2 separate regions of the Homo sapiens genome follow, and region 1 is linked to region 2. A link is a contact called in ENCODE Hi-C data. All regions are on one chromosome and are shown on one strand. Each heading gives the region's core, a stretch centred on a gene start or an enhancer-like site at or near the end of the contact. The rest is flanking DNA. Distances are from core to core; before and after follow the strand shown. Region 1 holds the start of VSTM2B (V-set and transmembrane domain containing 2B). Region 2 has its middle 46 kb from the start of UQCRFS1-DT.

Region 1 (6,333 bases), core at 1,639-4,138, 270 kb after region 2:
CTCAGGCTGCTCCTTGCTCCCATCAGTCAAGGGTAGGGCCTTGCTCTCCACACCAACTCGAGGCATCAGGACCAGGGGCTCACCTGGAGGAGGGAAGAGCTTAGTGTTTTGGTTAAGATCCAGGACCCCAGAGTAAGACAGGCTTTGGGTTGATGCGTCACTCAGCCACTTACTAACTATGTGACCTTGGGCAAGTTCCGTAAGCTTCTGAGCTTCAACCATAAAATGGAGTGAAATCACCATGTCTACCCCTGGAGTTGTGATTGAGGTAAAATGAGCTCATTCATTCATTCCACAAGTATTTACTGAGCTCCTACTCTGTGCCCGACCCTGTTGTAGGCGCTAGAGATACATCAGTGAACAAGGCAGGCACAGTCTTAGAGACCTGCAACAAGACACTCAATAAATAAGGATGTGGTCCCATGTGTTGGAAGATGGCTGGCGAAATGGAAAAAATAAAGGAAGCAGAGTGAGGGCCTGGGAGTGCTGGGTGGTGGGAGGAGAGGCAGTGTAGACTGCAGTGTTAAATATGGTGGCCCAGGTGGGCCTCATGGAGAAGGTGACTGCTTGACAAAAACCAGAGCACAACGGAGTTAGCCAAGCAAGTATCTGTGGGAGAAGCATGTCAACCAGATGGTGCGGCTGGTGCAAGGGCCCTGGGGTAGAAGCATGCCCAGTGTGCTGCATTGTAGGAAGGAGAACAGTGTGGCTAGGGGAGTGTGAGCTATGGAGAAGACAGAAAAGATGAGAAGATGAAGGAAAAGGGTGAGCAGGAAGCAGAAAGGCAGATGGTTTGACCTTGGCAGCCACTGCAAGGCCACTGGTGTTTATGCCAAGTGAAATGGGAGCCACTGTGGGGTTTTTCAGCAGTGGAAGAGGGATCTGATTTCCCTGAGAAGGATCTCTTTGTCATGTTGAGAACTGATGCCTAGAAAGTGTCTAGTACATGGAAAGCATGTGAAAACATGTATCTGTCGCTCTTAGAGTAATACCAACTCATGCAGTGGGCAAGAAACACCCAACCCCACAAGGCGGTACAGGGATAAATTACTTCCAGATAATTCCCTCTAGCTACAGGGATTCTCCCACGGGCATCGCTGGTCTCCAGCATTAGCCTCTGCTTGGATCTGGCATCAGGAAAGGAGACTGCTACCTCTCCAGGTGGGCCACTGCGCAGTGGGCTAGCTCTTTCTTCAGAACCCTGCTTGGAATCAGTCCCCAAATGAGCCTGCTTTCCTGGAACCCCGCTGTGGTCCTGAATCTGCATAGAGCGGTGCAAGTCTGCCCTCTCCCTTCAGAAGCTGAGGACAGCAATGGGGCCTGGCAGGGTCTTACATTCGGGGGTCCAAAGTGGTTTCTAAGGGCACATGGGATTTCCTAGGAAAAGCTCCTGCCATGACAGAAGGAGCTGGCAACTGCCTCTGTGGAGCCCCTAGAGAGGAACTTGAGGGAAAGGAGGAAAGTCCTATAGGACCCCCTTCTTCCCTTTGCCCCCAGCAGGAGACCTTAGAAAACAAGGGCTTGATAGATGAGCCACAGTGAGCCAGGGGGTGGGAGTGACTCCTGGGCCATAGACGAGGAAACTGAAAGGCAGGCACTGGAGGCAAGAAGGGCTGGCCCCGGGCACCCGCTGGCGAGGACAGCCTTGGAGAGGGCCTGCAGCTCCTCCCCTCTGAGCTGTGCTGCGCTGGCCGCCTGGACCAGGGTGGCTGCTGGAGAGTGTTTTCCCTCTGGGTTTCCTTCTCCTTGGCTCCCAGGGAATCCTCTGGCGGTGCCTCCGGGAGGCTGGTAGCCGGGGAAGCAGGCACGTGAATCCACCGGGCTGCCCCACCCCAACCTGAGGTCAGAGCTGAGGCGTAGGGGCCGGGGTAGGGGCAGAGGTGCCGAAACGCACTAGCTGGGGACTCCCGGGGGAAGGAGATAGGAGAGACCCAAGGCGAGCCTTAGGACTCGCCCCTATGACTATGACTACGCGCTGCGTCCGAACCACATGTCCACCCCGCATTTGCCTTCGGGGACCAGACCGCGCTCCCTCAGATGGCTGGGGAGGGAGCAGACTCCGGGTGAAGGCTGGGGGAGGTACCGGGATGCCGAGTACGCCAGAGCAGGCGGGGGATGGGTTCCGGCTTCCTGCCGCCTCGGCATCTCGCTTTGCACCGGGCAAAGAAGGGGCCACGACCGGCGAAGAGCGCGTGGAGACACAGGGACCCGCGATCCAGGGGCAGGAACCCCGCCCCCTCCCGGAAACCTCCCGGGCCCTGAGTCGTGCCCGGCGCTCCCCACCCCACCCCACCCCCGCCGCCCCTGCCGTCACTCACGGCCGCTGCGGGCTGGCTAGCGTGTGCGCTCTCCGCGCCGCAGGCACCTGCTCGCTGGGCGCTGTGCGCTCACTTCTCCCTCGCGCACTGCAGACTCCCGGCGCTGCCGCCGCCACCCAGCGTAGTCTCCGGCTGGGCACAGCGTTCCGCCCTTCTCGCGGCCCCGGGCGCCCACCCATCCGTCATGGCCCAGGCCTGGGCCAAACAGCGGGGCAGCTGGTTGCCCAAACTGGGGTAAGGAGTTGAGGGCTGGGAGCTGCAGAGAGGACCGAGGGACACACGGGGAGCAGGGATGAGCGGCCGTCTCGAGCCGTGCAGACTGGGAAGAAGCCAGGGAGAGTTTGGGTGGGAGGACTCCCAACCCAAGCGGGTGCGGGGCGGGGCTGTACTCCAACCAGAAAGACGGTGGTCCCTCCGAGCGACCCCCGAGGAGAGAGGGGGAGCGCTCTGGGGCGGGGGCGGGGCGGGCTGTGGCAGGAGAGGGGAGGGCGGGGGCGATGCAGCGGTGGAGGCGGCTTGGCGCCCAGCCACTGACCGCCCCCTCCCTTCCCCTCCCCTCCCCCTCTCCCCGCCTCTCTCCGGCTCCGGGTCCGCCACGCCGGACCCGCTCTCCCCGCGCTGCGCTGGGTCGGACGCCAGGTCTGCGCGCCGCGGCTGAGCGCCCACTCGCCCTGCGGAAAGAGCCGCGGAGGAACCGGCGGGGGCGGCTGCGGGAGCCGAAGGAGGTGGCAATCGGGAGCAGAACCAGAAGGAGACAGGGAGGCAGAAGCTCGCGGCTCCGTGGCACGCACTCCCTCGGCCAGGGATGGGTCCCGGCGCGGCCCAGCCCCTGCCCGGCCCGCCGGGCAGAGACTGAACCGCGGATCCCCACCGTCCTGTGGACGACCGGACAGAGAGAGGCACTGACCGATCGCCAGCAGCCTCCCGGTGGGACCGCGTCTCCTGCACACCCCGCGCAGCGCCCCCCGCCGGAGCCGCACCGGGCAAGCCGGCGAGGGAGCGGGGCTGATTGGCGGCCGCCGGCGGCCAGGGGAGGGGGCGCCGCGCGGGGCCATGGCAGGCTCGGAGGCGTCCTAGCCCGAGCCGGAGCCGATCCGAGCCCACGCGGCCGCCGCCTCTCCGCTCCCGGGCCCCCGCCGCCACCGCGCCCCCCGCGGGAGATGGAACAGCGGAACCGGCTCGGTGCCCTCGGATACCTGCCGCCTCTGCTGCTGCATGCCCTGCTGCTCTTCGTGGCCGACGGTGAGCGCGGGAACTTTGCTGCCGCTGTGGACTCGGGGGGGTCTTTGCTGGGGCCGCCACCGAGAAGAAGAAGAAAGAGAACGAACCGGGAAGCTTCGCGGTCTCCAGCAATCCCGCTGTGCAGCCTGGGCCCGGAGGGGTAGGGAGAGGCGAGCGGCGAAGGGTCGCCGCAGCAGCAGCGCCGCGCCCGAGTCGTTCCCAGTCCCGCCGGGGCCCCGGCTGCGGAAAGGATGCCTGCGGGGAGCGGGAGTAGGCGCGCCCCAGCCAGGCTCTGGCGGTGCGGCCAGGGGCGGGGGAGAAGCACGAGTCGCCCCTGCCGCCCCGCCCCATCCGGAGGGAAGCAGTAGGCAGCCGATGGCCGGTCCCTGCCTCGGCCCTGCAGCCGCTTCCCCGAACTTTGCTAGCCCCTCCGGCCGTGCGCCAGGGAGCAGCTGCGGGGTGGGGGGCACAAGGCCAGCCAGCCAGAGACCGACTGCCTCGCTTTAGGTTGCCCCAGGCCCCCGACCTACAGCTGGTCACGCCTCTCTCTCTCTCCCCACCCCCAGCTGCATTCACAGAAGTCCCCAAAGATGTGACAGTACGGGAGGGAGACGACATCGAAATGCCCTGCGCGTTCCGGGCCAGCGGAGCCACCTCGTATTCGCTGGAGATTCAGTGGTGGTACCTCAAGGAGCCACCCCGGGAGCTGCTGCACGAGCTGGCGCTCAGCGTGCCGGGCGCCCGGAGCAAGGTAACCCGCCGCCCACGCGGTACCGGCGCGCGCCCGGCTCGCGCCCGGGGCGGCGAAGGCTAACCCAGGGAGGGAAGCAGCGGGCTTCACTCGCGCAGGGCGCCGCCCTGTGGCGCAGCCCATCTTCCACCTTCGCATCCCAAAGCATCTTCAAAGTCAGCAGTGGTTACCCCCAAACCTGTCAATTATTTTGACAGCATCGCTGTTCCCACCACCTCCCAGAACTCCATTCACGCCCAGCCCCTAAAGAGCCACACCTCAGCCTGGTCGCTTGCTCGTGCTCGCTGGCTGCGGCCCTCTGATGGGTGCTGGGTAGTGAAGGAAGCCCCCTTGGTCCCATCAGGCTCTCCCCGCCCTCTGCCACTTTGAGGACCCCAGGGCTCCCACGGCTGCGTTCCAGAGGCCACCAGAAAACCGAGTACCGGAAAGCCGGCAGGACCTCCAGCCCTCAGGGGCACAGAGGGGCCACTTCTCTGTGGCCGAAAACAGGCCCACGCTGCCTGTCTGCCTCAAAACCCACACTCTCTTACACACTCTAGTGTGCTCGCGTGCACACACACCTACACACACACCTACACCTACACACACCTACATTCTCCCAGGGTCCCACCCAGAGTTACTCCCACTGAGCCTCCCGCTGGGTGCTGTCCAGACACAGCGGCCCTCCCTCCAGTTCTTCACGGCTCCCAGTGAGCTGGGGGAGGATTTTGAGCCACGCGGCAGGGCCTAAGGATGCCCAGAGGGAAGGAGAGGGGCTTTCCTTCCCACCCTGGTGTCCATCCAGTCTCCCCAGTTCAGCCGGCAGGTGTGCACCAGGGCAGCCACCCGTTGGTCAGGCACCATGCTAGCTCCAAAGCCCGCTTCCTCCTGGGAAACTCTTGGAAAGCCGGACGTCCTTTGTGCCCTCAACCCCCATCCCCCGGGCGGTTTCGGTCCTAGCCTGCCGGAGGAGGGTGCCCTTGCCTAAAGGCGGATCCGAGTTCCCCTAGCCAGAAGGCCGCGAGCCTCACGTCTCTCTCTCCCTCTTTGCATTTTAGGTAACAAATAAGGATGCAACTAAAATCAGCGTAAGTGTGGAGCCCAGCGCGGGCCGCGGGAGACCCCTTCTGGCCGCCTCGGGTCCCGCAGCTCCCTCCCTTAGCAAGCCGCGGCGGCCGCGCATGTGGGGCCGCGCAAGTAGGGCAGCGATCGCAGCCTTGCATCGGTGGCTGCTCGGCGTGTCCGGGCGCCATCTGTCGCCGGTTGCAGGGTCGGGTTCTCTTTTGTGTAAATCAAGGGTCCAAGGCTTGAGTCCCCTAATTCGGCTCGGCGCTGACCTGTAAAACTCCCCTTGGTCGGACTGCGCGCTTAGGGCCTCTCGCGCCTGCCAGCCTCCGCTCTGCGGGCATTCCTCCTAGCACCGGGAGCGCGCGGCTGCTCGCCCTCGCCGCGACCGTGGCGCCAGCTTCCCGCCCCCTCTGCCCCGCCCTGAGCATCTGCTCTGCGCCCTCCGCTGCAACCCTTTATCCTCCGCCTGGATTGCGGGTCTGGGTGCGGGGTGTTGCAGGCTTGCAGGGGACGGGGTAGGGGGTGGTTGTGCCAGGCTGCGAGGGGCCCGGGTCATGGGGTTGCTAACTCTGGGAGGAGATGCGCCCAAGCTTCCCACCTGGAGCGTAGAAAGGCCTGGAGATGACGAAGCCTCCTCGTGGGCTCGGTTCAGAGGTGAGGGCTCCCTGGGTGTTTGTTGAGAGCCGTAGAGCAGTACTTCCCGAAGTCCCCACCGGGGCGCAGGGGAGGAGCACTTCGCTGGGGGGCTTCTGGAGATCCCGCGGAAAGGCGGGTTGGTAGCAGGTGGCCAGGGAGCCAGGCAGCAGCCTCAGCGTTGCTTGCCTTCTTAAGAAAGCACAGTGTTAGCTGTAAAGGGCGGGGTCCGGTGACAGGGTGGCTTTCCTTAGGAAGCGATTCGGGCAGGCCCTCCGTGCTCCGGGAGGTGAGGAGGGCCGGCTGGGGCGGGACTGTCGGTTGGAGCGCGTCGGGGCGGGAAAGACGTGGGGAAGTTAAGGA
Region 2 (6,097 bases), core at 3,037-5,536:
GCATCAGATATTTCTTGATAGCAATGCAAGAACAGACTAATACACTCACCATCCTTGGGTCAGCTCATAAGGGCAGGCCACGTTCTATCCTTCCTTCATCCCCTCCTCAGTTAATTGGGAAGTTCAGAAGAAACATCTGTGTTAAGGTTAACTGAGCACCTGCTACCCACAGAACTGAATACGCTGAGCTCGCTGTGAAGCTAAGGGCTGGGCCTGGGGCTGCGGGCTATTCAGGTTAGGCAAAGGGAGGAGGACGGGAAGGGCCATTTTGAGGGCTGGCTCTCTGTTTAGCAAGGGTGACCTAAGTAGAGTCAGCGCAGGGAGATCCAGGTTTGCAAGGCATGAATCTTATACAATCTGGGGATCCAGTTTAAGAAAAAGAGTATAATATTATAAATACTAAATTTTGTATGAAAATGAATTTCTATTATGAGAACATAAATCACAACAAATATTAGAGGCTTAGACATTCAGGCCCCTTTTCAGATTTCTTTAGGCAATTTGCCAGAAATACTTTTGCAGACACATTTTATGATAGCGCCCTGGCCCTCCTCCCCACCCAAAGCTCTGCTGAAGTCCCAAGCTGCCAGCAGATGAGAGGGTCTGATGCTTCATTAACTTCATAATCAATTCATCTCTTTGGAGAAGATCCACCATGCCAGGCTGCCTTCGTGAAGAATGAAAATGACAAATCAACAGAAACCAGCTGTGATCCAGTGAACCCAGCTCCTATGATCCCACCCAGTGCCCTCCTGGCCCTGGGAGGGGCAGAGCAGCTCACAGCAAGCCTCAGCCTTGAAAAGCAGGGTTAGAATCCTTGGCACCCAGGCCAGGGCCTGGTGCATAGGAGAGACTCAGCAAAAGGTATGTGAATGGGTAGATGATAGAGAGTAGCTATAGGGAGAAACCAGCTGCCAGGGCTTTACAGGAGAGGGGGCTCAGAGCCTGATGGCTCTACGTGTGCATTTAATCAAACATTTAAGAAGAAATAATGCCAACTGTACACCTCTATGCTCACTCTTCTAGAAAACAGAAGAGTAGAAATGGCACTCTGACCCAGCTTCATGAAACTAGAGTCAGATATTTGGTATCACGTTTTTTTTTTTTTTTTTTTTTTTTTTTGAAATGGAGTCTCAGTCTGTCACCCAGGCTGGAGTGCAGTGGCACGATCTCGGCTCACTGCAAACTTCACCTCCCAGGTTCTAGCAATTCTCCTGCTGCAGCCTTCCGAGTAGCTGGGCTCACAGGTGTGCACCACCACGCCCAGCTAATTTTTGTATTTTTAGTAGAGACGGGGTTTCACCATGTTGGCCAGGCTGGTCTCAAACTCCTGACCTCAAGCGATCTGCCCACCTCTGCCTCCCAAAGTGCTGGGATTACAGGTGTGAGCCACCATGCCTGACCGGTATCACATATTTCTGATACCAAAGCCAGACAGAGAAACTTCAGGGAAAGACCAATATTACTCATTAAATAACTATATATGCTAGAATGTCTGAAATGTGAAAGTATTCACTGTCTGGAGAATGTGGAGCAACTGGAAATCTAAGCCACAGCTGGTGGGATGTAAAACAGTGCAATCACTTTGGAAAACAGATGGACAGTTTCTTTAAAAATTAAACACACATGAAAAAGACATACACGTTTCATGTAAACCCATGATTTCACTGTTAAATATTTATCCAATAGAAATGAAAACATAGGGCCGGGCGTGGTGAAACCTGGCCGGCATGGTGAAACCCTGTCTCTACTAAAAATACAAAAATTAGCCGGGCGTGGTGGCAGGTGCCTGTAATCCCAGCTAATTTGGAAGCTGAGGCAGGAGAATGGCTTGAACCTGGGAGGTGGAAGTTACAGTGAGCCGAGATCGTGCTATTGCACTCCAGCCTGGGCAACAGAGTGAGACTCCATCTTAAAAAAAAAAAAAAGAAATGAAAACATAGATGTTTTCATACAAACACTTGTGTGTGAATGTTCCTAACACTTTCATTTCTGCGAAACTTGACACTGAAGTGAGCATCCATCAGTGTGAACAGATGAAGAAGCTGTGGCATGGCCATATAATGGAGTGTTATCCAGCAATAAAAAGTCTCAAAATAATTGTGCTCAGTGAAAAAAGCCAGACACAAGGAGTGCAGACTAATTGATGCCATTTACATGAAATTCTGGAGCAGGCACGCTAATCTGCAGTGACTCCAAGCATCCCAGTGTTTGCTTGAGGCCAAGAATGGAGGGTGAGATTGTCTGCAAAAAAAGAGAATTTTGGGGGTGATTAAAATATGCTACATCTCAGTTGGGGGGAAGTGGTCACAGGGGAGTGTTTGTTAAAACTTAAAATGTACAATAAAGTTTATTTTAAACTTGAATAAATATAAATGAATAAAAACACACAGTTTCAAACTCTACTCCTAAATATTTTGATTTAATATTTAATGTCTGGGTAGATAAAGCCTAGGTATTTTTTATAATGCTCCCCTGGTGCTTCTGGGGTAAGACCCAGGTTGGTGAAGGAATTGGACATAACTTTTGAAAAGGTCAATGGAGTCAGGTCACTTCTCTGCTCAAATCTTCACAAACACATCCCATTTCCATCTTTGCAGGTTCGTCTCAGAATACTCTGTGTCTCTCTCACTGTGACTCTGCCACCTGGACTCTCACCCATTCCTTTATTGTCCCCAGTGGTTCTGCTGGTTCAGGCTGCACGTTGCCCTTTGGCCTGCGATGCTCTTCCCTGCACAGGGCCGCATGATTTCTGACATTCATGGCACCTTCCTCAGCAAGGCCTCCCCTGACCTCTCCATCTGTGGTCACCCTCCATCCCCAGGCTCTCTCTTCATTTCTTTGTTTCATTTTCTTCACAGTGCTTATTGCTTTGTAAAATAATCTAGCTGTTTCATTACTTGTGATTCACCCTCTCCGTAGTTTATAAGCTCAATGAGAGCAGGAGCTTTGTCTGTCTTGTTCTCTGCAGTATCTTGTCCCCCAAATGGTGCACAGTAAGTGCTTAAGAAAATCCAGCTGGATAAATAAGCTCACAGAGTTGTTGTGAGGTAGTGAAACTGAAAGATTCACCATTGACCACTGAAGAAAAATTACAGAAAAGGTTGAATAAATCTTAGAACGTGACTACAAGCAGTGAAGGAAATGCAGTGCTTCATTTTCTTCTTTCACTTTCTGATATTTTCCTAAATCCTTGCAAAGAGCAAAAATTGTCATGAACTCCTATGAGTACATCTGTCCAGCCAATCAGCCACCATCCGCCTCTCCAGAAACCACCATACGGATTCACAGGGAGGAGTCCCTCCAAGGCAGCCCTTTTATACCCCATCCTCCCTGGACACAGCTAACTGGAGAAGCAGCAGACACCTTGCCCTTCCTGGGCAAATCAGATCCTCTGCAGGTGGCTAGCTAAGGTGGGAAGTTAGCTGGCTCCTCCTAGTGGAGGGAGAAGGGGCTAAGAAAGTGGAATGTCTTGCACCAGTGGGAGGGGAGCAGGGCAAATGCAGAAAGCAGCAGGCTAGACCACAGGGCTCTCCTGTTCCAAGGCCTGCTTAGCTCAAACACGTCCTCACCTTAGAATTCCCTCTCCTAGAAACCATCCATTCTGTTTTGTTTTGTTTTGTTTTGTTTGTTATCTTTTTTGCTTGGGCTCACTTGAGTGCTTCTATTAGTTGATACAAGAAGAATTGTAACTAATCAAACCTCCATTACTGTAATAATAAGAAAAATAGTGCTATAAGAATTCAATTTACATACAAACATTTTTAATATGAGTACGTATTTACAACCGGAACATAAAGAGAGGTCCCCTTGTAGTTTCTATTGTGCCATTCTTGACTTGCAGGTTCTCTCTCCCCTAGTCCAGGATGCCCTTGGAAATGTCTGATTTCCAAACCAAAGCCAGGGCTGTGGGAATGCTGATGGCGATGTGGGTGACTGGGTCCCAGGTTGTCTCAGCCTTGCGTGGGAGCAGCCGTCCCTGAAGACACCAGTGCCCCATGCCTGCTCAGCACTAATTTGAGCTGTGACACCATTTTCCAAGCTGTCACCACCTCCAGCAACAACAGAACCTCTCTGGGGGGAGCAGGGAGGGTTGGTATTCAATTTCCCTCCTCTGCTTCTCAAGAGTTGAGTTCCCAAGTTCAAAGACATCTATCATGGTGAGTGATGGATTGTATTTCAGAGCAGGTTGGCAGCAGGAGGGAATTGGATTTAGAAACAACCATCTGGCTTTTGCAACTGTGTGCCCTTTGGCCTGCTCAGCGTCAAGCCTGCTGTCACACAATCTGAGTAGCCCTGGGAGCAGACCCGACCCTCGTGTCCAGCCCAGACAGGTCTCTGTGCTGGAGAAGTAGACAGCACTCAGGAAGCTAGTGAGGACCCCATGGGGCTGCTCATGGAGGGAGTTGGGGCTGAGCACAGAGATCTTTTTGAGAGCCAACTATATGCTGGGCACTGGGGAGACAGACTGAAGAAGACAAAATGCCTGCCCACCAGCAACACTCATTCATTCATTCATTCAAAATCATTTAGTTTTTGTGTGTGTGTGTGCCTACTAGGCCCAGGCATTGGCAAGTTTGCTTCCCACTGGACAATGGGCAGCTCTTTGTCTCTGAAATCGCACTGTTGGGGCTCAGATGCCAACTCCATTGCCTTGTTTGTTGTGCAACACAGGCAAGTGGTGCTGATTGGCGGTTGAACATCAGCACCTTCCCTCTCTACAGCACTGTGTCCCCCCCTGCTGGTTGGGGGTAATAATAACACCCATCTATCTATGGTCTCTGAAACAGTGTCGACAGGGCACCTGTGAGTAGTAAATGTTCACTAATATTAGCTGGTAATACTTTTTAAATTTGCTTATTAGTTTTTGTTTTTGCTGTTACCACTTTTATTGTGTCCATGCATTCTTTACTCAGACACAATTCTTTGACCACCTTTTTAACTGACTTATCAATTGGTGTGATATCCTTACACCATCCATTTTAGTAGCCACAGCAATGGCAGATTTTAATGCAATAACTCACACTAATAAGGGGTGTCCCTCTTCGCATGTAATCTCCCTTGGGTCCCCATAAGCTGGGGCTCTGGGTGGTTCCAGAGTCTCACAAATGCAACATCTCAATGCCATCTGTGTGGTCAGCAGCTTGACACTCCGGCTGCATTTTCCATTCTGTGAGCAGATTGGGAGGCAGCCAAGGTGAGTATCAGCTTTTAGGATACCTGGGGAGAGACTGTGTCTCCTCACTGCTTAGCAAAGAGTGGAAGAACAACCAATCAGTAGGCAGTAGGCCATGACAGCACTTGCAGCTGACAAGCAGTGTCACTCTCTGTCATGTTTTCAAAAACTCTTTAGGGGTAGCAAGCTCTAGAAGACACCAGGTTATACACGTTTAGCAGAGGCTGCATGCAGGGGCAAAGAACTTGCAGTGTGTATGCTTTGGCCTTTCATTGAGATGAATCCTAAAAGTAGAAAAAACGCCAGGCATGGTGGCTCATGCCTGTAATCCCAGCACTTTGGAGGCCGAGGCAGGCAGATAATCTGATCACCTGAGGTCCGGAGCTCGAGACCAGCCTGACCAACATGGAGAAAGCCCGTCTCTACTAAAAATACAAAATTAGCCAGGCGTGGTGGCGCATACCTATAATCCCAGCTACTTGGGAGGGTGAGGCAGGAGAATCGCTTGAACCCGGGAGGCAGAGGTTGCAGTGAGCCGAGATCATGCCATTGCACTTCAGCCTGGGCAACAAGAGTGAAACTCTGTCTCAAAAAAAAAAAAAAAAAAAAAAAAAGTAGAGAAAAATAAGAAAAAGACTGGGTGCAGTGGCTCACACCTGTAATCCTAGCACTTTGGGTGGCCGAGGAGGGCAGATCACCTGAGCTCAACAGTTCGAGACCAGCCTGACCAACATGGTGAAATGCTGTCTCTGCTAAAAATATAAAAGTTAGCTGGCCGTTATGGTGCATGCCTGTAGTCTCAGTTACTCGGGAGGCTGAGGCAGGAGAATCGCTTGAACCTGGGAGGTGGAGGTTGAAGTGAGCCGAGATTGTGCCACTGCACTCCAGCCTGGACAACAGAGAGAGACTCTGTTTCAAAAC

What was found. A loop is a pair of places that touch in the nucleus more often than their neighbours do. Pooled maps may share reads with other maps.
Region 1: a loop to region 2 is called in a map of Panc1, with 2.3 times the contacts of the local background. The contact joins the promoter of VSTM2B here to the enhancer-like site in region 2. A Hi-C loop is called at or near these places in 2 of 168 maps with a recorded cell type or tissue (Panc1 and dorsolateral prefrontal cortex), 8 of 37 single-sample maps with no recorded cell type and 15 of 50 pooled maps.

What each region holds. Positions count from the first base shown.
Region 1 is chr19:29,523,106-29,529,438 of GRCh38, forward strand. It overlaps VSTM2B (V-set and transmembrane domain containing 2B), which reads left to right and starts at 2,889. Exons shown (of 5, transcript NM_001146339.2): 1 at 2,889-3,560; 2 at 4,106-4,290; 3 at 5,328-5,357. The coding sequence starts at 3,479. VSTM2B-DT (VSTM2B divergent transcript) reads right to left here and starts at 2,645. Exons shown (of 10, transcript NR_040029.2): 1 at 2,319-2,645. It overlaps LOC124904683 (a long non-coding RNA gene), which reads right to left and starts at 6,175. Exons shown (of 2, transcript XR_007067215.1): 1 at 5,936-6,175.
Region 2 is chr19:29,255,950-29,262,046 of GRCh38, forward strand. No RefSeq gene overlaps it. Among named protein-coding and RNA genes, the nearest start is that of UQCRFS1-DT, 46 kb to the left of the region's middle. Within about 2 kb of position 4,287, at least 2 of the 41 ENCODE cell types and tissues checked have a DNase peak (open chromatin) inside an H3K27ac peak, as active enhancers do.